Regions from separate parts of the Homo sapiens genome. Here region 1 is linked to region 2. Evidence: chromatin loops called from intact Hi-C (ENCODE). Cell type or tissue: HepG2. All regions are shown on one strand. Each heading gives the region's core, and the rest is flanking DNA. Links, peaks and the distances in the headings are about the cores only.

What was found. A loop is a pair of places that touch in the nucleus more often than their neighbours do. Peaks named below come from ENCODE experiments on the same cell type or tissue, not always from the same donor. Only the 100,000 strongest peaks of a DNase experiment are listed, where the experiment ranks them.
Region 1: a loop joins it to region 2, with 15 times the contacts of the local background. A loop is called at or near these places in 83 of 110 quality-filtered maps.

What each region holds. Positions count from the first base shown.
Region 1 is chr1:1,928,682-1,941,684 of GRCh38, forward strand. CFAP74 (cilia and flagella associated protein 74) reads right to left here. Exons shown (of 39, transcript NM_001304360.2): 23 at 11,635-11,722; 24 at 10,913-11,086; 25 at 10,174-10,307; 26 at 1,379-1,655; 27 at 103-201. Among named protein-coding and RNA genes, the nearest start is that of TMEM52, 16 kb to the left of the region's middle. RefSeq lists a silencer at 10,972-11,208. In HepG2, for the core only: a CTCF peak has its summit at 7,208 (motif pointing right); a DNase peak (open chromatin) is centred at 7,219.
Region 2 is chr1:2,033,280-2,049,043 of GRCh38, forward strand. LOC105378590 (a long non-coding RNA gene) reads right to left here and starts at 14,168. Exons shown (of 4, transcript XR_007065357.1): 1 at 13,915-14,168; 2 at 4,193-4,292; 3 at 3,156-3,864; 4 at 2,487-2,947. It also overlaps a transcript of PRKCZ not described here. RefSeq lists enhancers at 9,902-10,531, 13,267-14,020, 14,021-14,774 and silencers at 11,601-11,650, 11,711-11,790. In HepG2, for the core only: CTCF peaks have their summits at 11,730 (motif pointing left) and 13,370 (motif pointing left); DNase peaks (open chromatin) are centred at 11,732, 13,392 and 14,122; H3K4me3 peaks cover 1,389 bases; H3K27me3 peaks cover 1,365 bases.

The DNA.
Region 1 (13,003 bases), core at 5,257-10,256, 110 kb before region 2:
CCGGCACGTGGCCGGAGCCCCCCAGGACTCGAAGGCGGTGGAGTTTGTTCCTGCAACAGGCCCTTCCCCGACCTACGCCCCTCCTTCCCGGGCCCCACGCACAGATTTGGTCTCCATTTCTTTGTTCAGGAGTGGGAGGGCTTCCTGGCGGATCAGCTTCTCGGGCAGCACTGGCCGGAAGGCCACCTGGACCAGGCACCTCTGAGGAGAGACCAGCGTGGGCACAGGGGTTGCCACTTCCCTCCACCTCCCCGGAGCCCCTGCGGGCACTCTACCGTCCTCTGCCCGTGGACTCCCCTCAAGGTCACCTCCCCCTTGAGATTTCAGGCTGCGTGCCCCTTCAGGAAGCCCCTCCCTGACCTCTGTCCCCCAGGAGGCTGGGCGGGCTGCAGGCGGGAGCACCAAACCCTCTGGCCATGCAGGGGGCAGTCCTGTGATTGGAGGTGCTGAGAATAGAGTCCTGGACAGGCCGGGACTGGGTCCCCTGTCCTCGGGGCAGCAGTGACAGCTGAGCCTGCCCTTGCCTTGAGTTTGACGGGCGAGTCCCACACCCTAACCTGGTCCCTGCACACACCAGCCTTTCCAAGGAGCCTCCATCTTGGAAATGGCTTCCCACAGAAGGGTCCCTCCATGACAGAGCCCACAGGCAGTGTGCAGTATGGGGTTGGGGGTGACATGGTGCGGGAGGGGGAGAGGGTGGGGGGAGGGTAGGGGAGGGAGGGAGTGAGGGTAGGGAGGGAGCGAGGGGAGAGGGTAGGGGAGGGAGAGGAGAGCTGCATCTGCAGTAATGTGTGTGGGGGTGAGAACCATCACCGAGTGGCTTTCGCTAAGTTGAATGAAATCCATTTTGAATCACTGCATTCATTGAAATCCCATGTGAGCCAACTGTCCCTTACATGCCCTTCCTCACTTAGGCCTTCGGCAGCCCTCAGGGTCACCCGAAGGCCCTGCCAGGCCCAGAGCTTTCTGCTCTGCAGGAAAGGTAGAGTGCTGGGTGGGAGTGGCCGACACCTTGTCCTCCCAGTCGGCCTGCGAGGTCCACAGGTGCAAGGGACTACACAGCCTTCCCCAGTCTCAACCTGGGAGCCCTGGATGGGTTCCGGCCAGGCCAGCAGCCTGGGGAGCTCCTGCCTCTCGGGGTCAGGCTGGACCAAGGGCACTGTGACCCCCCCCGATGGGGGTGGCCTTGGGCCCCCATGCACATTGGCCATGGATCCTTCCTCGGCCCTGCTCGGGTCTGAGGGTCAGGTTCACTCCCGCCCCTGTTCTCCGGGTTGAAACCCTGTGGTTAAGGGTGGGCAGAGCCAGACACCCCAGGGGTAAATGCAGGTGGCGTGGAGCTCCTGCTTCCCAGCCTGCATGTGGGGCCCACACCCACCTTTCCTGGCCACACGGTCCCCACTGAGGGCGAGATGGTGATAGGCGAGTCTGGGGGCAGCAGGAACTCGAAAGACGTGGGCCCCATGGGAGAGGCGTCCTCTGAGCCAATGCGGGGCTTGGAGTGGGTCGGTGAGCTCATGCTCAGGTGAGAGTTGATGACGTACACTGTAGCCACGGAGGTGTCGTATAGGGCCGTGGCGGCAAACTTGATCTGGTAGTGGGACAGCTCCAGGGGTGGGTGGACGCCTACAGCCCGGCAAGACAGCTTGAAGCACCTGCAAGCAGCAGCATGGGAGGCCCTCAGCCGTGCAGGGCGTCCGTGTCCCTCTGCGGCAGGCGCGGGGGCCACTGGGTGGAGGACAAGCCCCGGGGGGGGCTCACAGGGACATGCACGTTCCTGCTGCCCAGGGGGTCACTGCGCCGCTGACAAGTTTCGAAAATACAGCGTATCCTTGTGCACATTTGAGGTGGGTGGCTAAAAATTTTAAACCGTATTTATTCATTTATAAATAGAGATGGAGTCTCGCTCTGTTGCCCTAGGCTGGAGTGCAGTGGCACTACGACAGCTCACTGTAGCCTCGAACTCCTGGTTCAAGAGGTCCTCCTGCCTCAGCCTCCCGAGTAGCTGGGACTACAGATGAGTGCCACTGTGTCCTGGGTAGCTAAAAATTTAATCACAAGTTTAGATAGTTGCAAAGGAAGTTGCAAAGGAAATTTCTAGCTTATTTTGTTAAATATTTATTGACGTTTTAAAAACGGATCTTTTTCTCTAAATGGAAGCACAGGTGTCTACGAGGCCTATTATGAGCAAGTTGATTCCTGCCACCATCTATTAAAAAGAGGCCGGGACCTGGTTATTTTAACCATTGGAAACTTCACATTTCATATTTTCCTCAAATGCCTATTTCCACTGTATTTTCCCCATTGATTTTTGTCCTAATTGTATATATTTTATGCTGTAAAGGACAATACTCCTATCACATTTGTCGGTAACAGAAAGTGTTCATTCATATGTTGTAATATTCAAATGCGTATTTTTATGTCCTGTGACCACAGGCTCTAAATGCTTTAAAAAATTCTTTAAAAAGGCTGGCATGGTGGCTCACACCTGTAATCCCAGCACTTTGGGAGGCCGAGGAGGGCGGATCACGAGGTCAGGAGATCGAGACCATCCCGGCTAACACGGTGAAACCCCGTCTCTACTAAAAATACAAAAAAATTAGCCAGGCATGGTGGTGGGCACCTGTAGTCCCAGCTACTTTGGAGGCTGAGGCAGGAGAATGGCGTGAATCCTGGAGACGGAGCTTGCAGTGAGCTGAGATCGCACCACTGCACTCTAGCCTGGGTGACAGAGCAAGACCCCATCTCAATAAAAAAAAAAAAAAAAAAAAAAGTTCGGGCACAGTGGCTCACGCCTGTAATCCCAACACTTTAGGAGTCCGAGGCGGGCGGATCACAAGGTCAGGAGATCGAGACCATCCTGGCTAACACGGCGAAACCCCGTCGCTACTAAAAATACAAAAAAATTAGCTGGGTGTGCTGGCGGGCGCCTGTAGTCCCAGCTATTTGGGAGGCTGAGGCAGAAGAATGGCGTGAACCCAGGAGGCGGAGCTTGCAGCGAGCCGAGATTGTGCCACTGCACTCCAGCCTGGGTGACAGAGCAAAGACTCTGTCTCTGTCTCAAAAAAAAAAAAAAAAAAAAAAATTCTTAAAAAAATTGGCTGGGCGCGGTGACTCACGCCTATAATCCCAGCACTTTGGGAGACCGAGGCGGGTGGATTACCTGAGGTCAGGAGTTCAAGACCAGCCTGGCCAACACGGTGAAACCCAATCTCTACTGAAAAAAATGCAAAAGTTAGCTGGGCGTGGTGGCCGGTGCCTGTAATCCCAGCTACTCGGGAGGCTGAGGCAGGAGAATTGCTTGAACCTAGGAGGTAGAGGTTGCGGTGAGCTGAGATCGCCCCACTGCACTCCAGTCTGGGTGACAGAGTGAGACTCTCGCCTCAAAAAAAAAAAAACAAAAAACAAAAAACAAAAAACTTAGAAAAATGTAGGCCGGGCGCGGTGGCTCACGCCTGTAATCCCAGCACTTTGGGAGGCTGAGGCGGGCAGATCACGAGGTCAGGAGATCGAGACCATCCTGGCTAACATGGTGAAACCCCGTCTCTACTAAAAATACACAAAAATTAGCCAGGCGTGGTGGTGGGCACCTGTAGTCCCAGCTATTTGGGAGGCTGAGGCAGGAGAATGGCGTGAACCCAGGAGGCGGAGCTTGCAGTGAGCCGAGATCGCGCCACCGCACTCCAGCCTGGGTGATAGAGCGAGACTCTGTCTCAAAAAAAAAAAAAAAGAAAAGAAAAATGTAGTGATGGGGTGTTGCCCAGGCTGGTCTCAAATTCCTGGACTCAAGTGATCCTCCTGTTTCAGCTTCCCAAAGTGCTGGGATTACAGCCGTGGCGCCCAGCACTCACTAAAATTATTTTTGAGTGGAGATATTATTGATTATTATTAGTAGTCAATTTTTTTCTTTCTTTTTTTCTTTTTTTTTTTGAGACAGAATCTCGCTCTGTTGCCCAGGCTGGAGAGCAGTGGCATGATCTCGGCTCACTGCAACCTCCGCCTCCCGGGTTCAATGATTCTCCTGCCTCAGTCTCCCAAGTAGCTGGGACTACAGGCACCCACCACCACACCTGGCTAATTTTTTGTATTTTTAGTAGCGATGGTGTTTCACTGTGTTAGCCAGGATGGTCTCGATCTCCTGACCTCGTGATCTGCCCGCCTCGGCCTCCTCAAGTGTTGGGATTACAGGTGTGAGACACTGTGCCCGACCTTTTTTTTTTTTGAGATGGGGTCTTGCTCTGTCACCCAGGCTGGAGTGCAGTGGTGCGATCTCGGCTCACTGCAAGCTCCATCTCCAGGGTTCACGCCATTCTCCTGCCTCAGCCTCCCGAGTAGCTGGGACTATAGGCGCCCGCCACCATGCCCGGCTAATTTTTTTGTATTTTTAGTAGAGACGGGGTTTCAACGTGTTAGGCAGGATGGTCTTGATCTCCTGACCTCGTGATCTGCGCACCTCGGCCTCCCAAAGTGCTGGGATTACATGCGGGAGCCACCGTGCCTGACCTTTTTTTTTTTTTTTTTGAAATGGAGTCTCGCTCTGTCGCCCAGGCTTAGTGCAGTGGTGCAATCTCGGCTCACTGCAAGCTCTGCCTCCTGGGTTCAAGCGACTCTCCTGCTTCAGGAGAGTAGCTGGGATTACAGGTGTGCAGCACCTTACCTGGCTAATTTTTGCATTTTTAGTAGAGACAGGGTTTCACCATGTTGGCCAGGCTGGTCTCAAACTCCTGACCTCAGGTGATCCGCCCGCCTCGGCCTCCCAAAGTGCTGGGATTACAGGCGTGAGCCACCGCACCCGGCCCAACTATTCAGGTATTTCTATATTTTTCCTGTGTCCATTGTGTATTTTGAGGAATTTGTCCATTTCCTCAAAATTGTCAGGTTCCCTGGTGTAAAGATGTTCATCATGTTCTCTTCTTATCGCTTTGATATTTGTTAGGGTCTGTGGTGATGTTCCCTTTCGCTCCTGATATTGATGGTTTGTGTTTTCTCTTTTTATCCTCATTGGTCTTGCTGGGGGTAATGAATTTTATTAAATTGTACAAGAAAGACTTTTAGTTTGTTGTTTTTCTCTGTTGAATATTGCATTTCTATTTCGTTGACTTCCACTTTTACCTTTTTTATGTCTTTCTTCTACTCTCTTTGGGTTTAATTTACTGTGTTCTTTTCCTAATTCTTGAAAAGGAAGCTTAGATGGTTGATTTTCACACCCTCTTTTCTAATATCTGCGTTTAGAACTAGAAGCTTCCCACGAGGTGCTGCTCTGACAGCCCGCAGGCCTCAAACCTGATGGGTCCAACATGGAGCCTTTGGTGGTGCCCATGAGGATCAGTCACAAAAATACCCAGGCTGAGGGGAGACAAGCAAAATCCAGACCAGCAGCAGGGGTCTGAGGCCACCGGCATGAGGTCCCGGTCTGCATGGGGCTCTCCAAGTTTCAGCACTCAAAGTCCTGCGGCCTGAGAAGCCCCTCAGTACTGGGTACAGCAGCATGGTGGTCACCCTACATCTGTGCAAGTGTAGAAGTGTGTGTATGTGTGAGTGTTAGGGTATAGGTACACACGTGTGTACGTGTGTTAGGCTGTAGGTACACAGGTGTATACGTGGGTGTTAGGTTGTAGGTACACAGGTGTACACGTGGGTGTTAGGTTGTAGGTACACAGGTGTATACGTGGGTGTTAGGTTGTAGGTACACACATGTGTACGTGTGTGTTAGGTTGTAGGTACACACGTGTGTACATGTGTGTTGTAGGTACACATGTGTGTATTAGGTTGTAGGTACACAGGTGTGTATGTGTGTTAGGTTGTAGGTACACAGGTGTATACGTGGGTGTTAGGTTGTAGGTACACAGGTGTATACGTGGGTGTTAGGTTGTAGGTACACACGTGTGTACGTGGGTGTTAGGTTATAGGTACACGTGTGTATGTGTGTGTGTTAGGTTGTAGGTACACACGTGTGTACGTGGGTGTTAGGCTGTAGGTACACACGTGTGTACGTGGGTGTTAGGCTGTAGGTACACAGGTGTGTACGTGGGTGTTAGGCTGTAGGTACACACGTGTGTACGTGGGTGTTAGGTTGTAGGTACACACGTGTGTACGTGGGTGTTAGGTTGTAGGTACACACGTGTGTATGTGGGTGTTACGTTGTAGGTACGTGTGTACGTGGGTGTTAGGTTGTAGGTACACACGTGTGTGCGTGGGTGTTAGGTTGTAGGTACACACGTGTGTACGTGGGTGTTAGGTTGTAGGTACACAGGTGTGTACGTGGGTGTTAGGTTGTAGGTACACGTGTGTACGTGGGTGTTAGGTTGTAGGTACACACGTGTGTATGTGTGTTGCTGTGGGTACACACGTGTGTACGTGGGTGTTAGGCTGTGGGTACACACGTGTGTACGTGGGTGTTAGGTTGTGGGTACACAGGTGTGTACGTGGGTGTTAGGTTGTAGGTACACACGTGTGTACGTGGGTGTTAGGTTGTAGGTACACACGTGTGTACGTGGGTGTTAGGTTGTGGGTACACACGTGTACGTGGGTGTTGTAGGTACACACGTGTGTACGTGGGTGTTAGGCTGTAAGTACACACGTGTGTATGTGGGTGTTAGGTTGTAGGTACACAGGTGTATACGTGGGTGTTAGGTTGTAGGTACACAGGTGTGTACGTGGGTGTTAGGTTGTAGGTACACACGTGTGTATGTGGGTGTTAGGTTATAGGTACACACGTCTGTATGTGTGGGTGTTAGGTTGTAGGTACACACGTGTGTACGTGGGTGTTAGGTTGTAGGTACACAGGTGTGTGCGCGCTAGGTTGTAGGTACACATGTGTGCACGTGGGTTAGGTTGTAGGTACACACGTGTGTACCTGTTAGGTTGTAGGTATACACGTGTGTACGTGTGTGTGTTAGGTTATAGGTACACAGGTATGTAATGAAAGTGTGACCCCTGGCATTCCTGACAGTGACGGGCTCTGGGGAGGGAGGGAGAACAAAGCCAGCTCCGACTTGAGGGAGAATGTTTGTTTCTGTAACAACAAAGAGAAATCAGAGGCAAGTAGGATAAAAGTCTAAGATCTGTATTTTGGGTGGAGGGTACATGATGTTGGCTGAGTTTGTGGGTTATCTGAAAATGGAAGGGAAGAAGAGAGCAGAGGACGCAGAGCTAAGAAAGTTGGGACCTTTTTTTTTTCAGCACTACACACACACACACACACACGAACTGCAGGGGGCTCTGGAGCCATGGAGTTAGAAAAGCTCTCTGAGAGGTCAGGTGTAGTGGCTCATGCCTGTAATCCCAGCACTTTGGGAGGCTGAGGCGGGCAGATCACCTGAGGTCAGGAGTTTGAAACCAGCCTGACCAACGTGGAGAAACCCTGTCACTACTAAAAATACAAAATTATCTGGGCGTGGTGGCGTATGCCTGTAATCCCAGCTACTCAGGAGGCTGAGGCAGGAGAATCGCTTGAACCTGGGAGGCAGAGGTTGTGGTGAGCCGAGATTGCGCCATTGCACTCCAGCCTGGGCAACAAGAGCGATGCTCCGTCTCAAAAAAAAAAAAAAGAAAAAAAGAAAAGAAAAGCTCTCTGATCTGCGGCCGGGTGCGGTGGCTCACATCTGTAATCCCAGCACTTTGGGAGGCTGAGGCGGGTGGACCACAAGGTCAAGAGATCGAGACCATCCTGTCTAACATGGTGAAACCCTGTCTCTACTAAAAATACAAAAATTAGCTGGGCGTGGTGGTGCACACCTATAGTCCCAGCTACTCGGGAGGCTGAGGCAGGAGAATTGCTTGAACCCGGGAAGCGAAGGTTGCAGTGAGCCGAGATCATGCCACTGCACTCCAGCCTGGCGAGAGAGCGAGAGTCCATCTCAAGAAAAATAACAAAAAAAGAAAAAAAAGAAAAAAGAAAAGCTCTCTGAACTGGGCTCCCTTCTGAGAGTGAGGAGGAGAGCCGCGCACAGTGGCTCACGCCTGTCATCCCAGCACGTTGGGAGGCTGAAGCGGGAGGATCGCTTGAGGCTATGAATTCAAGACCAGCTTGGGCAACATAGTGAGACCCCATCTCTACAAAAAATATAAAAGTTAGCCAGGCATGGTGGCGTGTTCCTGTAGTCCTAGCCACACTCAGGAGGCTGAGGTGGGAGGATTGCTTGAACCCGGGAGGTGGAGGCTGCAGTGAGCCGTGATTGCACCCCTTGCATTCAAGCCTGGGTGACAGAGCAAGACCCTGTCTCAAAAAAAAAAAAAAAATTAAAATGTAAAAGTTCAGAAACAAATAATTGCACTTGAAAATGAGCAGTAGAAAATGGTCGAATCACAGGTGACATTGTTATGAGACGAGAGAGAATGAGGAGTGGAATTTGTGTAAACGGCGAAGCAAACTGGGAAGCGTGTTAGGAAGGAATCAAAGGCAGCAGCCTAAGGACTCCACGTGTGCCTCAGAGAGTTCAGAAAGTGATACAGGGTTGGAAACTGCAACATGGCCGTGATTACGGATGGAACGTGCAAAGCACTGGGCACCAAAGGCGGCTGAGGGAGAGGCGACGGGGCGTTAGCGCCCTGGGGAAGGAGCCAGCGTGGCTTTTGAAGTGGTCTGGCTGTCTGACTAGCCCAGAGGTGCTGCTGCCCATGAACCCACAACACAGAACAGAGGAACATGTGAACTGACACCACGGGACAGCATCGCACCTGTGGCAATTCCACAGGACAAACGCACCTGGCGTCTTCAATAAATACATTTCAAGGACCACAGAGATGGAGGGAGGCCCCAGTGGCCCAGGTCAGTAGGACCCAAATGTGGGCGATTGTTTGATGAAGGCACAGAGGAATTCAGGGCAGAATGGAATCTTCTCAACAACGAGGCTGGAATAATTGGAAGCCTCTGCAAAAAAATGAACCTCAACTCGGCTCACATCGGAAACAAAAGCGACCAAAACGGACCACAGACCCGGCTGTGACTGCCCCCCAGTGTCTTGGCCTCTGCCCCAGAACACATCCCTGGAGACTGACGGTCCCAGCAGCAACAAGAACCCACGCAGGACCACCAGCCACCGCCTGGGGTCCAGTTTCATCTCTCCCTCTCCACCACTTCCTTATCCCGCCCTCAGGCTCAGGGAGGTGCAGAGACTGGCTGGTCGCACAAGACCTCAGAGCACGCAGGGATTTACAACACCAGGTCCACCTCTGGACACAGGTCCACCCACCTGTGTCCAGAGGGGTGCCCTGCACAGCATGCGTGTATACACACATGCACACACACAGTCTCACATAAACGCACTCATACACATGTACACACATGCACTCACGCATGGTCGCACACTCAAGCACTCACACATACAAGCACTCACATTCAGTCACATGCTCACACATACATGCACTCACACTCAACCTTACACACCCAACACACACGCACTCACACTCAACCTTACACACCCACATACATGCACTCACATTCAGTCACATGCTCACACATACATGCACTCACACTCAACCTTACACACCCACATACAAGCACTCACATTCAGTCACATGCTCACACATACATGCACTCACAGTCACATGCTCACACATACAAGCACTCACACTCAACCTTACACACCCACATACATGCACTCACACTCAACCTTACACACCCACATACATGCACTCACACACAAGGCACTCACACACACACGCTCACTCACATGCAAGCTCACACACCCACCTACGTGTACTCACATAGGCACTCACCCCCATACACTCACATACCTGCACTCACACTCCTGCAGGCTCACACACACACTCCCACAGGCTCACACACACACAGGCTCACACTGACAAACGCACTCACACACCCCCATATGCACTCACACCTGCTCCTACAGTGATACGTCTGCGCACACACGTTCACACACACACACAGGCACACTCGCCTGTCCTCACACACATGCTCATATACATACACACCCACGACACACACAAACACACACGTCTGAGTGGGCCCAGAACTCAAGGCTGCCTGGGTCCCAGGCCTCTCTGCACCCAGGTTTGAGGTTCCTGCTGGCCGGCAGTGCTGCCCAGCCCAGCCCTGTGGTCAGCCAGGCAGATGGGGTCAGGGGCGGGGATGTGGTGGAGCTGGGAAGGGGGGCCCCTCCTGAGCGGGCACTCCAGGCCCCCTGCGTCCCCTCTCCCTGGCAGGCTCACCGGTTGATCTCAGACTTGCAGGTCAGTTGGAATCTGTGTTCCTCGGCCTTGGTGGGCTGGAAGATCACACAGAACTGCAGCGTTTCCAGGGGCAGGATCGTCCCAAACCCATCGTTGGGTTGGACGTCCACAAACTGGAAATAGAAGAGTGCTCTGAGGGCATGTCACGGGGAGACCATGTGGACACACGTGCGGCAGGGCCGTGAGTGTGAGAGTAAGAGATGAGTGTGATCGTGTGTGAGCGAATGTGAGGGTGAGAGTGTCGCTGTCAACGAGTGTGTGTCAGCAAGTGTGTGAGTGTGAGCACATGTGTATGAGTGCATGAGCAATTGTGAGCATGTGCATGTGTGTGCACGCATATGTGTGTGTGTGCTGGGGGGAGAGAGAGGGAGGATGGCGGTGTTGGCGGCGGGGCAGCCCAGGGAAAGGTGAGGGGTGCCCAGGCTTGGGCCTCGTCCCAGCTACCTTGTGTGGCCCCAGCAGGGGAAAGTTTCAGAAGAAAGAGCGGGGAGAGGGATCTGGAGCGCAGGAGGTGCACAGGACCGAGGCAGAAGTTGGGCTGCACGCCCAGGGCTGGTGTGCAGGGTGGGGAGGCCCAGGTGTGGAGGGGTGCAGCTGAGAGGCGGAAGTTGGGCCACATGCCCACGCGTGGGGGACCCTGGAGCAGTGGCCGCTGCATCCTGTCCCCAGGACTTCCCAGCCTCACCCCTCTTACCCCAGGCCTGGCTGCAGGAGGTACCTTGGGAAGCCTGACGAACCCGAACTCCTGGGGCAGGAGCGAGTGGTTGTGGAGGCTGATTTCCGTCCTGATGGCCTCATAGATGGTGCAGTAGCCAAAATCCACCTCCGAGGGACTGAGCTCCAGGTCCGAGGTGGTGACAATGGCATGCACGGTGAATCCCACTGGCTTGTTCTGAGACATAAAGGGCACAGGCGCCCTCGCAGCCACTCGGAGACTTACCAAGTGCTCCCCAAACTCTGAGGCGCAACCACTGCTGCTGCCTTGTGGCCATGGCCCACTGTTTCCAGGACACGACGAGGCCGTCTCTTCATAAAACCCACTTCCCTGTGACTGCTCCCTGACATGGCGGGAGGAGCTGCGGGTGGGTGGCAGCTGAGAGCCTGCTGCAGGTGGAGTGGGGTGCATGTGTCTCTGTGTGCGGCACACATGGGCGCATAGACGTGTGCAGCTGAGTGTGTGGGGCACCCCTCATGTGTGCACATGCAGGTGCAGGTGCCTGGGACACAGCCCTGCTGGCCTGGATGGGCCTCGGAGGCCTCTCTCTGGCCCATGAGCACCCTCCCAGCAGGCAAGCCCCTCTGGCCGCTAGACGCCTCCTGGAAGGCAAGTGAGGATGAGCCCTTTTGGGGGCCCTCGCCCGGGTGCTGGGCCTGGCCTCCCAGGAAAGCCCCTGCTACCCAGGAGCGCCCAGCATCCCTGGGAAGTGCCCCAACACAGACCTGGTCGGCAACCCATATGGTCATCGGGGCCTCCAGGACTCGGGTCTCCTTGTCAAAATACCTCCCTGCGTCCTCCGGGAGGGAGTGTCTGAAAGAGGCAGACAAGGCGAATGTGCTTTCCTCTTTCCATTTTGTGAAATGACAATAAGACCCACTGTCACTGGTGCTTCTACATCCCGTGAGAGCTACGGCGTCTCTGGAACATCAGCGCTGGGAGACGCATCGCGCCGCCCTCCTGCTCTCGCACAGAACCCACGAGCACGTGGCCCCTGTGGCCCCGTGAGGGCTCTGGCGTGTCTAAGTAGCCAGTCACTCCCGGGAGCAACACAAGTGACTGTGGCTCAAAAGCTGTGTTTAAATAAACAGGAATAAATTCAATAGCCATGTTTCAAATTAATATGGAGTTTGCATCGTAAAGGAATCCTAAAAAGCCCTTTAAAAATGCATTTTCACTTTAATCAGAGCTTGATCTCTGATTACATAAGTTAACGTTGTTAAAGAACTATCAGGAAAAGGGCCGGGCACGGTGGCTCACGCCTGTAATCCCAGCACTTTGGGAGGCTGAGGCGCGCGGATCACGAGGTCAGGAGATGGAGACCATCCTGCCTAACACGGTGAAACCCCATCTCTACTAAAAAATACAAAAAATTAGCCGGGCGTGGTGGCGGGCGCCTGTAGTCCCAGCTACTCGGGAGGCTGAGGCAGGAGAATGGCGTGAACCCGGGAGGCAGAGCTTGCAGTGAGCCGAGATAGTGCCACTGCACTCCAGCCTGGGCGACAGAGCGAGACTCTGTCTCAAAAAAGAAAGAAAGAAAGAAAGAAATATCAGGAGAAGTAAAATAAGAAAGAAAAACATCAGCCTCCCTGTGACAGGCGGCCGGCGGGGGCAAGTCCAGGAAGCAGCCGATTTTAAGCTCAGCTCCGCCCTGTTCCCCTCCTAGTCCCACCAGGCCCGTGCCTGCTGCGCCCACCTCCCCCACCAAGCTCCACTGAGCATCATTTGTCTGGACCTTGGTCCCGGCCCGGATGCTGAGGGCAGCTCTGGGGGGCTGGGATCGGACACAGGACGTCCAGTCTCCAAAGCACAACAAATGTTCAAGCGCAGAAATCAAAGTTCACCTGGCAAAAGCAGAGACCAGGGGATGCAGCCAGCAGGCCTGGGAAGAGCCTTGGATTAGACGAGGGACAGCTGGGTGACAGGGACACCCTCAAGACACAGGTAAAGGAGCAAATGTCAGGTGTGCACTGAGCTTGAAACAGAACCCCAGGGAGTTACTGGGAAAGGGATGAAGACAGGGAAGACAGCGGGGGAGTGCACGGACCGCAGGGTACCCGTAGCAAGCCAGAGCCTTATCCTGGGCCACCTTAT
Region 2 (15,764 bases), core at 10,477-15,476:
GGCCCACTCTTCCCTGAGGCTGGAGGCCGCAGGTGGAGCAAGAGGGGCCAGGACGTTGGGGACAGCATCCAGCTTCTCCGTCCCGTGGCAGAGTTGGGGCAGGCACCGGCCGTTACCCTGCCCCTCCCCTCCAGCGAGGCAGGCGGGTGCATAGGCCAAGCGGAGCTCACACCTAGGGGCGTCCTCATGTGGGTTCCCCTACAAACAGAGCCTGAGACAAGGACTTGGGTGCTGGGAGTTTATTTGGGGCTGGGGGTCTCCGCTGCCTAAACAAAGTACCACAAACCAGGTGCCTTAGAGTGACAGAATCTGTTCTCTCTGGAGCCGAATGTCCAAAATCAAGACGCTGCAGGGCTGGTTCCCTCTGGCAGCTCCAGGGAGGACCCTCCCCCGGCCTCCCTCCTGCTTCTGGAGTTGCCAGGAACCTCTGGCCCTCCTGGCCTGGCAGGTGCACTGCCCCAGTCTCTGCCTCCGTCTCTGAGTCATTCTGCTGTCTCTGTCTCTCCTCTTCTTCTCAGGCACCTGCCGTCGGATTTAGGGTCCACCCTACTTCAGTGCGGCCTTGTCTTAACTGCATCTTCAAAGACCCTAATTTGAAACAAGGTCAACATTCTGAGGTCCCGAGTGACTTTGGGAGCCATTTGGCTCCATAGAGAGGGTGATCCACAGAGGCAGGAGCTAGAGCAGGGAGCAGGGAGGGATGAGGAAGGAGGAAAAACAGGAATGGGCTTTACAATCTGGGACGGCCAGGTCCCAACCCCACTGGCGACCCTCTGCCCAGAGCCAAGGGGAATGTGCCTCCATATTGTCCTTTTAAATTTCTTTTTTAATTTAAAACAAAATTTTTAGTATAGATAGGGTCTCAATATGTTGCCCAGGCTGGTCTCGAACTCCTGGGGCTCAAACGATCCTCCTGCCTCAGCCTCCGAAAGCACTGGGGTTACAGACGTGAGCCACCCTGCCCAGCCTGAATTGTCCTTTTGAAGAATGAGGGGCTGCGCATTTATCCACCAACCCCCACCCAGCTCACATCCCCCAGGTCAGTCCTGCAAGCAAGCTGGGCAAGCGCCCTGTAGCGCTATGGAGGGCACTAGAGGCGGCACTGACCGTGAGTGAGTTTTTTTTTGTTTTTTGTTTTTTGTTTTTTTTTGAGATGGAGTCTTGCTCTGTTGCCCAGGCTGGAGTGCAGTGGCGTGATCTCAGCTCACTGCAACCTCTGCCTCCTGGGTTCAAGTGATTCTCCTGCCTCAGCCTCCCAAGTAGCTGGGACTACAGGCACGTGCCACCACACCCAGCTAATTTTTATATTTTTAGTAGAGACGGGGTTTCACCACATTGGCCAGGATGGTCTTGATCTCTTGACCTCATGATCTGCCCGCCTTGGTCTCCAAAAGTGCTAGGATTATAGGCATGAGCCACCGTGCTCGGCCATGAGCGAGTTTTTGTTTATTTGTTTGTTTGTTTTTTGAGACGGAGCCTTGCTCTGTTGCCAGGCTGGAGTGCAGTGGTGCGATCTCAGGTCACTGCAACCTCCACCTCCCGGGTTCAAGTGATTCCCCTGCCTCAGCCTCCCAAGTAGCTGGGATTACAGTCACGGGCCACCATGCATGGCTAATTTTTGTATTTTAGTAGAGACGGGGTTTCACTATGGTGGCCAAGAAGGTGTCAATCTCCTGACCTCATGATCTGCCCGCCTCGGCCTCCCAAAGTGCTGGGATTACAGGCGTGAGCCACCGCACCCGGCCATGAGTGAGTTTTATCCGCCCCCACAGCTGCTGCTTAAACCAGATGTAGCCCGAAGGGCGCAGCCCAGGCCCCAGAGCAGCTGGGAGCCCTGGCACTGCTTGCATCTGTTCCGGCGGATGCCATGTTAAGCTTGTCTGCGGCTGATTCTTCAAGGTGGTGGCAGCCAAAGCAAGAGAGACAGCCATGGAAGTCGTAGGGGGCTGGTGACGAGCCAGTCTGCAGGCATCTCCACGGCAGGAGGCCCTCCTCCTCCTCCACCCTGGCCCGCAGTCCTGCTGGCAGAGGTTACATCTGATGCGGCGACCCAGACCCCATCCGAGGAGTGAGCCTCGGTCACCGGCTTGTCAGGTGGATGTCAGTGTCATCGCCCACTCTGTGCCCCCGGCATGGAAGCCACAGGGGTGAATCCTCTGAGCTCCAGGCATTCTCCTCCCTGGCCCTACAAGTGCTCTCTTGTGCTAACCAGGTGTGGTGACCCCCGCCTGTGCCCACAGCCCACCAGCTGGGGGGCTCCAGAGGGAGCCTGACTTCCAAGCCTCTGTCCTTGCCGGGGTTGAGGGTGGTTTCAGAGGCTCTGGCTTTGCCTTCTCCACCATGGTGGTCCTCACTCCACAGGTCAGGGAAACAGAGGATCCTGGCAGCTGCTCAGGGCCTGCAACCTGCCATGGACCTGCAGACCAGGGCGTCACCATAGGTTGGGTCCATAAACCCACTGGATGGCCACAGGCCGGGACCCCATCGGTCACTTGGCATCCCCAGGCCCCCACGCTGACTGGGGGGACCCCATCGGTCACTTGGCATCCCCAGGCCCCCACGCTGACTGGGGGGACCCCATCGGTCACTTGGCATCCCCAGGCCCCCATGCTGACTGGGGGCTGCCATGACATGTTGGGTCCCTGGGTGGCATCAGACCCGAGATCCCAAAGCCCTTCCTGTTGCGGGCGTCCTTTCTCCAGGACAGAGCTACTCTGAAGATGCAGCCACAGTGGCTCTGGGGGAGTCTTCATCACACCTGCACGCGGTCCATCACACCTGTGTGGTCCATCACACCTGCACGCAGTCCATCATGCCTGCGCGGTCCATCACGCCTGTGTGGGGTTCATCCCACCTGTGTGGGGTCCATCACACCTGTGTGTGGTGCTGCAGGGCCCTTCTCCGAGGAGACCAAGGCTCTCCTCCAACCAATGGTCATGGTTGAGTTCTGGAAATGAGAGCAGGAGTCACAGTTTCCCACTGTGCCTGCAGGTCCCAGCCTTCTCCTCCCGGTGCTTGTTTATTTCTGGTTATTCAAGTCCAGTGCCTACCTCAGTTGGTTGTTCATCGCCCACTCCAGGGACATGGTGGCCTATGAGCCACAGATCGTGAGGGTCAGGCACCCCGGCTGCCCCCATTGCTGCACCGACACCCACCTTGCCTCCAGCGGTTGGCGCAGCCACACGGCTCCCATGGCAGGACCCGGGGCAGCACTTCCTCCTGCTAACATCGTCCACGCAGCTCAGCTCTCCAGGAGCTTCTCAGCAGCTCTGCTTTGTGCTAGCACCATGCTGGCCGCTCCACTATGGCTGTGTCCTCCGGGCCCTCCTGGGACCGAGGCAGGTGGTAGTCCCTGTGGTCTCATCCAGTGGACCCACCCGCTCAGCTGGGCACTGCCCAGCACTTTGGGAGGTTGAGATGGGAGGATTTCTTGAGCTCAGGACTTCAACACCAGCCCAGGAGACATAAGGAAACCCCATCTCTGCAAAAGAAAAATAGCCAGGTGTGGTGGTGTGCACCTGTGGTCCCAGCTACTTGGGAGGCTGAGGTGGGAGGATTGCTTGAGCCCAGGAATTCAAGGCTGTAGTGAGCTGTGACTGCACCACTGCACTCAGCCTGGGCAATAGAATGAGACCTGTCTCAAAAAAAAATTAAAAATAAATAAATCAATAAATAAACATTAAACCCACCCCCAGGCCCCAGACCCTGCCTGAGTCTGTTTGGCTGCCATAGACGCGTGGCTGATCAACAGCAGGGTTGATTTCTCACTGTTTTGGAGGCCACAGGTCTGAGATGAGGGTGCCGGCGTGTTGGGGCCTGATGAGGGCCCTCTTCCGGGTGTAGACGCCAACTTCTCGTTGTGTCCTTATGTGGCAGAAAGCGGACAAAGCCTTCTCAGGCCTCTTACAGGGGCACTAATCCCACCAGGAGGCTCCACCCCCCTCACCTCATCACCTCCCAGAGGCCCCACCTCCTAATACCATCACCCCTGGGGGCAGGATTTCAACTTAGGAATTTTGGGGCAACAGAGACATTCAGCCCACGGCAGACCCCTTCCTCACACTCCTCCAAGTGAATCAAGACTAGCTCTGCCTTGCTGGGACGTGAAATCCACCATCATAAATGGGTGCTTCCATGTCCCCCCTGATCTAGCATCCTCCACACCATCCCAGCCGCGACCGCCCATTCTCACCAGAGCCCGTCAGCCAGGACCGTCGCCTGGCTGCTTGGACTGTGACGCGAGCCATCGCCTCCCTGCTTGGACCGTGCAGAGGCTCCAGCTTTCATCCTGGCTGCAGGGAGAGAAGGCAGGGCAGACCCTGAAGGGGACAAGTGTCACGAGTAATGTCCCCCAGGAGACACTGAAGTCCTAGCCCCTGGCACCTGTGAGTGGGACCTTACTTGGAAATAGGGCCTTTGAAGACGTAAGTTAGATGGAGTCCTATTAGATTAGGGTGAGCCCTAAATCCGAACACTGTGTCCCTCTAGAGGAGGAGAACACAGAGGCAGGGGGAAGAGGGCTGGGTGGGGACAGACAGAGATCGAGGTGACATGCCTACAAGCCAAGGATTGCCAGCACCAGGGTAGAGGCCTGAGACAGACCTTCCCACACAGCCGCAGAAACACCAGCACTGCCCACACCTTGGTTTTGGACTTCGGGCCTCCAGAGCCATGAGATGATACATTTCTGTTGCCTGAAGTCACCCAGTTTGTGGCCATTTGTCATGGCAGCCCCAGGAAACTGATACAACCATCATCTTGCAAGATAAGTGCCCCAGATGAGATATTTTCAGGGACTCCAGACAGAAGCCTCCTCTGCTGTCCTCTAACAAGTGAGGTGGAATTTGGGAGCACAGTATTCACAGGTGAATTCACCCACAATGACCCCAAACCAGGCCTCAGTTCTGATGCCTTCCCTGCCAGGGCCCTGTGCTTGGCATAGCCGACCTCCATGGCTGCACAGAGGTCTTCTCTGGGATCTGTCGCTCTTCTGCTCAGCTATTGGGCCTGATTTTCAGCACCGTCTGCTTTCTCGCTATAGGAGAAGAGGGTTTCTTTCAATGCCACCGTAGAGAACTTTCTGGCTTCTGCAGCATTCCCCGAAGCCATAGTTGCTTCCAGACGCAGCCCTGGTGAGGGCTCTGCAGGCTGGCTTTCAGCTCCCCACCTTCCACCTCGTTGTCACTGTCCTGGTGAGAGACTCAATGCCACAACCCCACCCTGGAATTGGCCACCTCCAGGACCAACCGTCTTAGCTTGGGTGATCCCCAAAGGAGAGCCTGATATGAGACTTCAGTGCATGTAGTTATTTAGGGAGGTGATCCCAGGAGGTAGGAGTTAGAGGTGGGGTGAGACAGGGAGGAGGAAACGCCTGTGTTATTGCAGAAGCTGCATTGGGGGTCAGCTCTACTGTCCCCAAGTCCCTGGGACCTTCTGAGGAGCCACAGGAATGCACCTCAGAGTTGTCCTTCTAAGCACAGGATGCTGGGGCGTGGAGGAGCCAATTCCCAGCCCCGTTGCCTGAGGTGTGTCCCTGGGGAGAACTCCCCACCTTTCAGGCTGCCCTGCACTTGGGCTGAGCAGTTTGCTGTGGAGTCAGAGAAAGTCCCAAGGCAGAACAGCCGCAGAGACAGGAGGACCTTTCGGATGAGACTTGCCTGGCAACGGCCCATCCCGGCTGCTCTGAAACTACAGGCAAGCAGAGGGCATATGGCCCAGGCCACCAAAAACATCTACGGCCAAGAGCCGGGGATTTCCCACAAAATAAACCTAACCATTTTGGGGGAAATGAATGCGCTTTTCTCTCTTGCCTTGCTGAGTACGGGGCTTCTCTGGTGTCAGTGACTAGGAGTGCGGGCTCTGAAGTGAGCCAGCTATGCCGACCGGATATGTAACCCTGGGCAAGGCATTTACCCCCCTGAGCCCCAACATCTTCATCCCTTAAATGGGGACGGGGACGATCCTCCCCTTACTGGGTTATTTTGAACCTCAACAGGTATCATTAGCCAGACGCAGCTAGGCCAGTGCCTGGCAGTCCTACGGCTCAGTCATTTGCTTTTATTAGTTAGTCCAAGGCAGCCGTCTGCCTGGCTTGGGCGGAGATTAGCCTTGTCAGAGAAGAAATGCAAAAAGAACACTCGTTACTATTTAGGTTTAGACACTGGAAATAGGATTTGTAGCAAGACAATAGCCTTGCAATCTGGACTATTGTGTTAAAAATTCCCTCACTGGCTGGGCGCGGTGGCTCAAGTCTGTAATCCCAACACTTTGGAAGCTGAGGCGGGGGGATCACCTGAGGTCAGGAGTTTGAGACCAGCCTGGCCAACATAATGAAACACTGTATCTACTGAAAATACAAAAATTAGCTAGGTATGGTGGCAGGCACCTGTAATCCCAGCTACTCCAGAGGCTGAGGCACGAGAATCACTTGAACCCAGGAGGTGGAGGTTGCAGTGAAACCCCACTTCCTAACCTCTCTCAGCTCCCAGTTACTACACCCCCAGGGCGATCAGAGGAGATTCGGTCATCGGCCTGCTCCTCAGCGTGCTGTGAATCAGGCTTTCTGCCCTGCAGAGAAGGATTTGACCTAAGAAATGGGGAAAACCCACCTCTCCAGGCCCGGGAGAGTTGGAAGGAGGAGGCAGGCGCAGGGTGGAGGAAGAGGACTCCTGCTGGCTCCCGACACTCAGTAACTTCACTGGCCACTGTGGCCACACGGGGTGGGTTGTCTGGTCTGCCATCTTGAGCTTCTAGAGTGGCTGGCTTGCATCCACTGAGGCTGAGGGAGACACCCTAGGAGAGAAGCTGGGGGCTCCACCGAGGCCAAGGAGCTGAATGGCAAGTTGGGGGCAAGGGGCCTGGTCGGGCACTTGCTGTCACCAGATCAAATCTTTTGTTTCTGGCCGGGCACACTGGCTCATGCCTGTAATCCCCGCACTTTGGGAGGCCGAGGCAGGTGGATCACCTGAGGTCAGGAGTTTGAGACCAGCCTGGCCAACATGGCGAAACCCTGTCTCTACTAAAAATACAAAAATTAGGCAGGTATAGTGGCATGCGCCTGTAATCCCAGCTACTCAGGAGGCTGAGGCTGGAGAATTGCTTAAAACTCTGAAATGGAGGCCAGGTGTGGTGGCTCACGCCTGTAATCCTAGCTCTTTGGGAGGCTGAGGTGGGCGGATCATGAGGTTAGGAGATCGAGACCATCCTGGCTAACACAGTGAAACTCTGTCTCTACTAAAAATAAAAAATTAGCCGGGCATGGTGGCGGCCGCCTGTAGTCCCAGCTACTCGGGAGGTTTAGGTGGGAGAATGGTGTGAACCCGGGAGGCAGAGCTTGCAGTGAGCCGAGATCACACCACTGCACTCCAGCCTGGGCGACAGAGCAAGACTCTGTCTCAAAATAGAACAAAACAAAACAAAAATCTTTTGTCTCTGACCCAGGAGTCTTGTGTCTTCTGACAGCATCTGTGAGACTGGGGCCAGCTAATTTGTCCAAGCTCAGGTCCTTCACAGCTCTAGACAGTTCCTCCACGACAATGTCAGCTGTGGGTGCAAACAGAATGCCCACATCCCAGCTGCCCAACCTCACCTAGCAAGCCTCAGGGCAGCCACTCTATAGCCAGGCACAGCGAGGGTCTGGGGCACTTTGGGATCTGAGGAGCCCCGCAAGCCTCGTCTTTGACTTCACAGGAGCCCCTTTCCCTCCACACCCAGCTGTCATCTCGTGGGGGACATAAGACAGATTAGCGACTGCCGAAGACTGAGGAGAACTTAAGCACTCATTCGAATGTTGGGTTCAGATGACTTGAGCTATTGCTTTTCCTGCTGCCTGGTACATGGGGGCTCGAGAAGGGATAAGAGATGGAGGAGAGGTAAACGGCGACACTCTCTTCCCCTCCCAGTTCCATGGCCTCTAACCATGCTCCCCACCCCAAGCGTCCCTGGGAAGGGCTGAGGACTGCCCTGCTGGGGGCCTGAACTGGATCCCGTGGGACTTGTTCTGGCCTTGGGGTTCCCCACTTTCCCAGCCGTGAAGCAGAGACTGGGCTGGCTGGAGCCGGCTCACAGCCCCAAGTGGGCCTGGGACCCAGTGGTAGCAGATACACCCTGGGTATCCAAGCGATGCTCAGGTCAGAAGATCCACAAGGACACAGCTCGGCCACGAGCAAACACAGCTCTGCCACGCTGAGACAGTGTTGCAACAAGCCGGGCGTTGGGTCTGACAGCTCGAGCCCGTGAATCGCCCCCACCCACTTGTGGTACAGTTCCCACCTCACACAGGAGGAGCCCGAGGCCCAGCAAAGTGAGGGGACGAGCTCCTGACCACAGAGTGGGAAGGGTTCCAGTCTAGCTGGCTCAGATACCCCCCTACATCCTCAGCCCTGCATTAGGGAGCTTCCCCTAGCGCCCCCCAGGCCAGTCCACGCCCTGGTCAGCAGAAGCCTCTGCACCAGGAGAGCCCCACCCCATTGCCCCTGCAGGGCACTCCTGACCTGGTGACAAGGTCCCCGGGGTCTGCTCCCTGCACAAGGGGCTGGGACACTTTCCAAAGACAGAGACGCTGGTACACGGTGCAGCTGCAAGGACTTGGGTCTGGAGCCTCCCTGCTGGGCAGGGCCCTGTCCATCCAGCTGCTGGCTTGTTGGGGCCAGTGCCACCTGGGAGGGGGCATGGCTCCTTCTGTCCTAGCAGAGCTGCTTTTGCCTGGGGAGCACTACAGTGTGTGCCTGCACGTGTGCATGCATGCTGTCTGTGCATGTGTGTGCTGTGTGTGTGCATGTGTGTGCATGCATGCTGTGTGTGCATGTGTGTGGGCGTGTGCATAAGTGTGCCTGTGTGTGGGTGTGTGCGTGTATGCTGTGTCTGCATGTGTGCATGTGTGCCATCTGCATGTGTGTGGATGTGTGCCATCTGCGTGTGTGTGTGTGTTTGTGTGTGTGTGTATGTGAGACTCTCAATCTCAAAGGCCACAGAGCCACCAGCCAAGCAGAGTTCACAGTGGACCCCATTCTGCTGCTGGCCACAGCCCCCCACCTTGGCCCTGGCAGCTGATGTGGAGGAAGGCTTCTGGTTCACAGTGGTGCTTGCATTTCCACGTCTTTCCTTGAGATAGATCCCAGAAGTGAAGCTGTGAGACCAGATGACGTGGACATCTTTGAGGCTCTGAGTGCCTTCTGTCAGCCTGCTTTCTAGAAGACGGTCCCAGGGCCGGGCACGGTGGCTCACGCCTGTAATCCCAGCACTTTGGGAGGCTGACGCGGGCAGATCACAAGATCAGGAGATCGAGACCATCCTGGCTAACATGGTGAAACCCCGTCTCTACTAAAAATACAAAAAATTAGCTGGGTGTGGTGGCGGGCGCCTGTAGTCCCAGCTACTCGGGAGGCTGAGACAGGAGAATGGCATGAACCCGGGAGGCGGAGCTTGCAGTGAGCCGAGATCGCCCCACTGCACTCCAGCCTGGGCGACAGAGCGAGACTCCATCTCAAAAAAAAAAAAAAAAAAAAAAAGAAGATGGTCCCAGACGCAGCTCCCACGGTGGGTGGCATCCGAGTCCCCTTCTCTCACATCCTTGCCAGGCCGGGAGATCCAAAGGACGAGCCCTTGGCTGTGTCTTCCCAGGGCAGTCTGGCCTTTGAGCGGTTCATAAACACCAGGCCTCAGGGCTCCAGGGGCCCTGGCACTCAGTCTTTGAATAAAAGGCAAAGACAACTGGGGAGGGCGGGGCTCACAGGGACCTTGGCTGACAGGTCCTCCAGCCTGGTGTGGACGGGAGTGGCAGGACGGGGAGGAGCTCAGGGGAGGGTTCAGAGGCCTTTCCTGGCCCCTGCTTCAGCATCTCCCCGTGATGGTTTGAGTGAACCGAGATTTTGTCTGTTTTCACGAGGCTAAAATAGCGTGTGGAGCAGTCCCATGAACAGTTCCCAGCATTGCCATGGTGACCGTGGTTCTGGTGCTGCCTCCTCAGACGCACCAGCCTCGCGCCGCGTCTGAAATAACCCCAGGGAGCCGAGGGCGGTGGAGGTGGGGGCCCACCACCCAGCAGCAACTGTTGGACCCCGCAGCGCAGGAGTGGCAGGGCCCGTCTGCAGTGCAGGAGTGGCAGGGCGTGTCCGCGGTGCTGACCGGTTGGTCTTGGGCCCTGGCGCTGTGTCCCCGCACAGGTCTCGGGAGAGGTTCTCCACTCTGAGGGCGTGTCCAGTCCAGAGAAGGGGACGCGCGGCGTGTTCCCCAGTGGTCTGGACCCTGGGGTCCCGCCCCATCCCTGCCCTGCCCAGGCCCTGCCCCCTGCTGGTGTGTGTCCCTGGACCAGGCATGGAGCGACCCCGGCCCTGGTGTCTCATCCACAGAATAGGGTCATGATTCTCACGTCCTAGGGATGGGCTGAGGGTCCCAGAGGCGATGTCGGACACAGACGGTCCTCCAGGGGAAGGCACCATTGAGCGGGGTGGGGGCCTGAAGGGAGGCTGTGCCTTCTGGTGAGACTCAGCCAGGGAAGCTGTGTGCAGAGCTCAGCCTGGCAGTGTCCAGCCCTTCCCTGCCTCCCCTGGGTGCCCTCCCAGCTGCTCTATCTTCCAGGCCAGCCTCCTCTTTCCTCCCCTGGCCTCTCCAGACCCTGGACACAGCAACCCCACCTCCTCCTCACTGTGTTGGCTCTGCTGGGAGTGGCAGTGCCCAGCCCCTCTGACAGTATGTGCGCGCGCACACACACACACTCAGAGAGCTCCACACACACACAGGTACACACAGAGCTACAGACACACAGGTACACATAGAGAGTTACACACAGGTACACACAGAGAGCTCCACACACTGGTACACACAGAACTACAGACACACACACAGGTACACACAGAGAGCTCCACACACACACAGGTACACAGAGCTACACACACACACAGGTACACACAGAACTACAAACACACACAGGTACACACAGAACTACAGACACACACACAGATACACACAGAAAGCTATACACACACACACACACACACATACACACGGCCCCCCACACATGGGTACCTGTGGAGAACTACACACATATATGCAGAGACTGCATTCGTGAGGTCCCATCTGAATATTTAATTTTTAAGTTATTATTATTATTTTTTTAGAGGCTGGGCTTCACTCTGTCGCCCAGGCTAGAGTGCAGTGGTGCCACATCTCAGCTCACTGCAGCCTCCACCTCCTGGGCTCAGGTGATCCTCTCACCTCAGCCTCCTGAGCAGCTGGGACCACAAGCACACACCACCGCACCCAGCTAATTCTTAAACTTGTTGTAGAGACGGGGTTTCACCATGTTGCCCAGGCTTGTCTCCAACTCCAGGCCTCAAGCGATGCGCCCGCCTCGGTCTTCCCAAGTGCTGGGAATGCAGGCGTGAGCCACCGCGCCCGGCCCAATCCGCAGATTTTAAGCGGGGACGACTTAAAAACAGGATTGCTGAGCTGCGACGAGGGGGGCTGCAAGGGGAAGGACACGCGGCCCCCGGGGCTGAGGGCGGCCCGGAAGGATGGACTCCGAGGCGGGGCTGAAAAGGGGGCAGCCGCGCCAAGCAGGAAGCGCCCCGGGGTGGGGCGGGAGGCCCGGAGGCCCCGGAGCCAGAGCGGGCAGGGCCGGCGCTGCGCGGTCGCCGAGGGACCCACGTGCGGGACGAGCTCCCCGGGCCCCCACGCGCCGCCAGCCCGAGCCCCGTCTCCCCGCGCGTCCCTCCTGCGCCCCCTCCTGGGCAAGCTCCGCATTGCGCGCGGCCGCCAGCAGCCCGGGACCCGCGCAGCTCCCCGAGGCCAGGACAGCCAGCAGGGAAGTGCCAGGCCTGAAACGCCGCCGGAGGAATGGTACCCAGAAGCTCGGGCGCTGGAGGGCGGCTGTGGAGTGAGGGGCACACGGGCGCGTGGAGGCAGTTAGCGACAGACACACGTGCGCCGGCACATGCACACAGAGGCGGGCACACACAGACACGTGGGCACAGAAAGGCACGCAGGCTGGGCCGGTGGCTCATGCCTGTAATCTCTGCACTTTGGGAGGCTGAGGCACCAGGATGGCTTGAGCCCAGGAGTTTTAAGGTCAGCCTGGGAAACGTAGTCCATGTCTACAAAAAAATACAAAAATTAGCTGGGCGCGGTGGTACGGGCCCGTGGTCCCAGCTACTCAAGAGGCTGAGGTGGGAGGATCACCTGAGCCCAGGAGGTCCAGGCTGCAGCGAGCCGAGATATGGCACCACTGCACTCCAGCCTGGGTGACACAGTGACACCCTGCCTAAAAAAAAAAAAAAAGCAGGAAAAAAAGACACACGCACAGACATCTATGCATGCATAGACACACATACGTCAACACAGACACACAAGCACAGACATATCTATACACACACGTGGACACACATACACAGACACATGTATGCATTCACACAATACACACAGACACAAACACATATAGACTCAGATAAGCACACAGGCACTCACACCCCACACCCTGTCTGAGGCTCCCCTGACCCTCCTCGCTGGGGCAGCCTGGCCTCTTCACACTCCCTGCACCCTTCACTCACAGAGCCCTTGCTCCCTGGGGCCACAGAGCTGCCCCACTGCACACATCATCAGTCCCGGGGCCAGCCTCTCCCCCGGGGACCTGGTCAGCCCGTCTCAGCCATTCTGCACTCCTGTGGTTCTCTGACAGTGGCCCGTCTCCAGCAGCGTCCCACCAGGAGACCCCGCCTGGCCAGCTCACTGCTGTATTCCTGGCTCAACTCCTGGCCCTCCGTCCAGTAGGCCCTCAACCAACGTCCATCAAATGAACCCATGCAGCTGACATTGTCTCTTGAGCCAGTTTTTCCAAATCCCATGATCCCTGACACAGAAAGGAAACATCTGGCCAGTCCCTCCCACGGCTGCTGTGCCCAGAGCCTGTGAGCAAACGCCTGGCCCTTCCTGTGACGGTGGTCCTCGCAGGACCCCACAGGGCAGCCTCACATCTGGCAGGAAGACCCACCCGGGCCCCTTGGGCTCTGTGAGATGCCTGCTCCTGTCGGGCACCTTTCTGGGCAGTCCCAAGCACTAAGCCAGCACAAATGCAGTTTAAGAGGCTGATGAGGGAGGCCTCCTCCTGGGGGTGTGGTGATGGGGACCCCACGGGCCACAGCCAACCCCTCCCAGACGTCCGATGAATCACACTGAGTGTAAACTGCCTCTCTTCTAAAAGGTCTCAACATCACTCGACAGTATCATCAAAGGACTCTTCCTAAGGAAAATCACAGGGTAGGCCCGGCAGCCACACAGAGCCACCTTGGCGGGGTCAGGAGCTGCGGCTCCCAGGTGCCCCAGCCCTGCTGGGAGGCCACCCTCAGCCAGACCCTGCAGCCACACTGCCCTCTGCCGGTCAGCACCCTACCCCAAGCCCCAGCGGTCACCTAGCACCTCCACCTGCGGTCCCAGGCACCGGGAGAGGGAAGGCTGCCTGCACTGGGAGAGGGAAGGCTGTCCGCTTCACGGCCGGGGTTCTTGCTGCTTAGCTGGGGTTTTGGGAAAAGGCTTCACCTTGCCCTATACCGTTCTGTGTTGCTTGAGTTTTATAAAAAGTCAGTGTGACTTTCATAACTTGTTTTTTTCATTTAAAAAATAATAGGTGTTTATGATTATGAAAGTATATGAGAACTTTATGAAAAATTTGGGAGCTACAGAAACTGCTGAGGTGGAAAAGCCTGGCCTTTAGCCACCCAGAGGCCTCTCTCGGAGCCTGCCCTGCCCACTCCAAGGGTCACCTCCACACCCCACCCGCCCCGGAGGACCCAGGGTGAGTCCTTGGAAGCTTCCAGGGCTGTGCCTTCTCGGTGTGCTGGGCTCGATGGGACATGACTCTGTCCCCACCCACTAGGGGTCTTAGGAGGCTGCCTGGCTCCAGCACTCTTGAGGGGTCCTTACCCGAGTCACTCACTCATTCCCCGTGTGCCAGGTGCCTGGAGAAGCTGTGGGGACCCGGCCTAACAGGGCCCAGCCCTCAGCCGGGATCTGGATGGGAGTCGTTGGCAGATTCCAGAGCAAACACCCTGTATCTGTCGCCGGGCGACACAGTGACACCACCGCCAGCCAGTGAGCCTATCCGTGTCTCAGGAAGCGCCCTCTGCCCTCAGGGCCCTCTCAGGGGCACAGGCTCAGGGCAGAGGACCTAGGAACCTCCCTGTGACCTGCCCTGCCTGCCCAGAGGCGGGTCCAGGGCCTCCCAGGCCTTTGTTTTGCAGATCTCATTAGCGGAGACCTCTGCCTCCTGGAGGGGAGGCCAGAGCAGGTACTGGGGGAGGTTTTGGGGACGTTTTGGGCAGCCCCTGTGCCCGCAGTCCTCTGCTAGAGCCTTTCGGAACCTGTGTCTGTCCCGACCCCCCCTCCACCGGCGGCATCAGGGCTGAACAAAGTCTGACACTGGGGTTGACCATCCACTGACGTTGCCCTCTCCCTCCCAACCCCAGAGAGAATAGAGCCCCGCCCCCCACCTTCCCTCGCTGGGACTGGGGCACTGCCACGGCCCTGGGACTGGCTTCCAGGACGGAGGCTCCCGCCTGGCAGCACAGATCTCCCCAGGGAGGCCAGTGCCGAGGGCCTGACCCAGCAGGGGCGTCCTTGGTTAGAAAGGGTCCTCCGGGGCCTTGGGTGGGGCAGGCCCAGGGAGAGATGTCCAGTGACAGGGAAGGACACAACCGAGGGTCCGTCCTGCCTGCTGTGGGCAGTGGTATCAAGGACCGGGCCTTGCTGCCTCCTTGGATCAGAACGCCAGCCAGGAAGTCCTGTGGGTGCCCAGTGGCCCCTTCCAGGCACCGCCCCACTAAGGTGAAACCCTGCTCTTTCCTGCCCATCAGGAAGCGCCCAGGCCATGTTGCCAGGCCAGACTCCAGACAAGGCCACAGCCCTGGCCATGGGGCCTGGAGTGGGGGAGCTGGGCCGACGGGTGCCTGAATCCAGGGCTGCTGCAGGTGCAGGTTCCCACTCATCACTGTACCCTGCCAGGCTGCCCCCTCACCCTCTACTCTCTGCCCCCCTTCATGCCCAGCTGATGGGCATGGGGCTTTGTGCCTGTGCGAGGGATAGAGGGGGTTGCCCCATGGAGATGGGGGTGAGGAGTAGATTGCTGAAATGGGCATTAGGTATGCTAGAGACTTCAAGGAAGTGTGGGTGCCAGTCCAGCAGATCTCTGCAGGCAGGTGCTCCTGGAAGAGGGAGTGGCTGTGCAAAGAGGGAGTGGCCGTGCAAAGACGGAGGCCGGGGCAGCAAAGAGGCCTCGAGGCCGGGGCAGAGGAGCTGGCCTTCCCTCCAGGAGTGATGGGAACCACTGGGGGGACTTCGATGACCCAGAAAGATGGAGTGGGGGAAGACGTCAGCTGAGAGGCTCATTAGGAGGATGCCTGGGGCTGGGTGAGTGTTGGTTGGGAGCTCAGGGGGCCCATCTGAGCTGGGGATGCAAAGCGGGCCAAAGGCTGAGGCTGGGGCTCCACAGTTTTAAAAGCTGCAGACCAGGAGGGCGAGGGATGGGAGATTTAGGGAGCTGGAACCCGGGGCCAGGGATGTGTGAGCCTTCCCAGGAGGGGTCTGATACCAAAGGCCAAGTTAAGAAAATGTCTGAGGCCGGGCACAGTGGCTCACGCCTGTAATCCCAGCACTTTGGGAAGCCAAGGCAGGTGGATCACCTGAGGTCAGGAGTTCGAGACCAGCCTGGCCAATATGGAAAAACCCCGTCTCTACTAAAAATACAAAAATCAGCTGGGCATGGTGGTGGACACCTG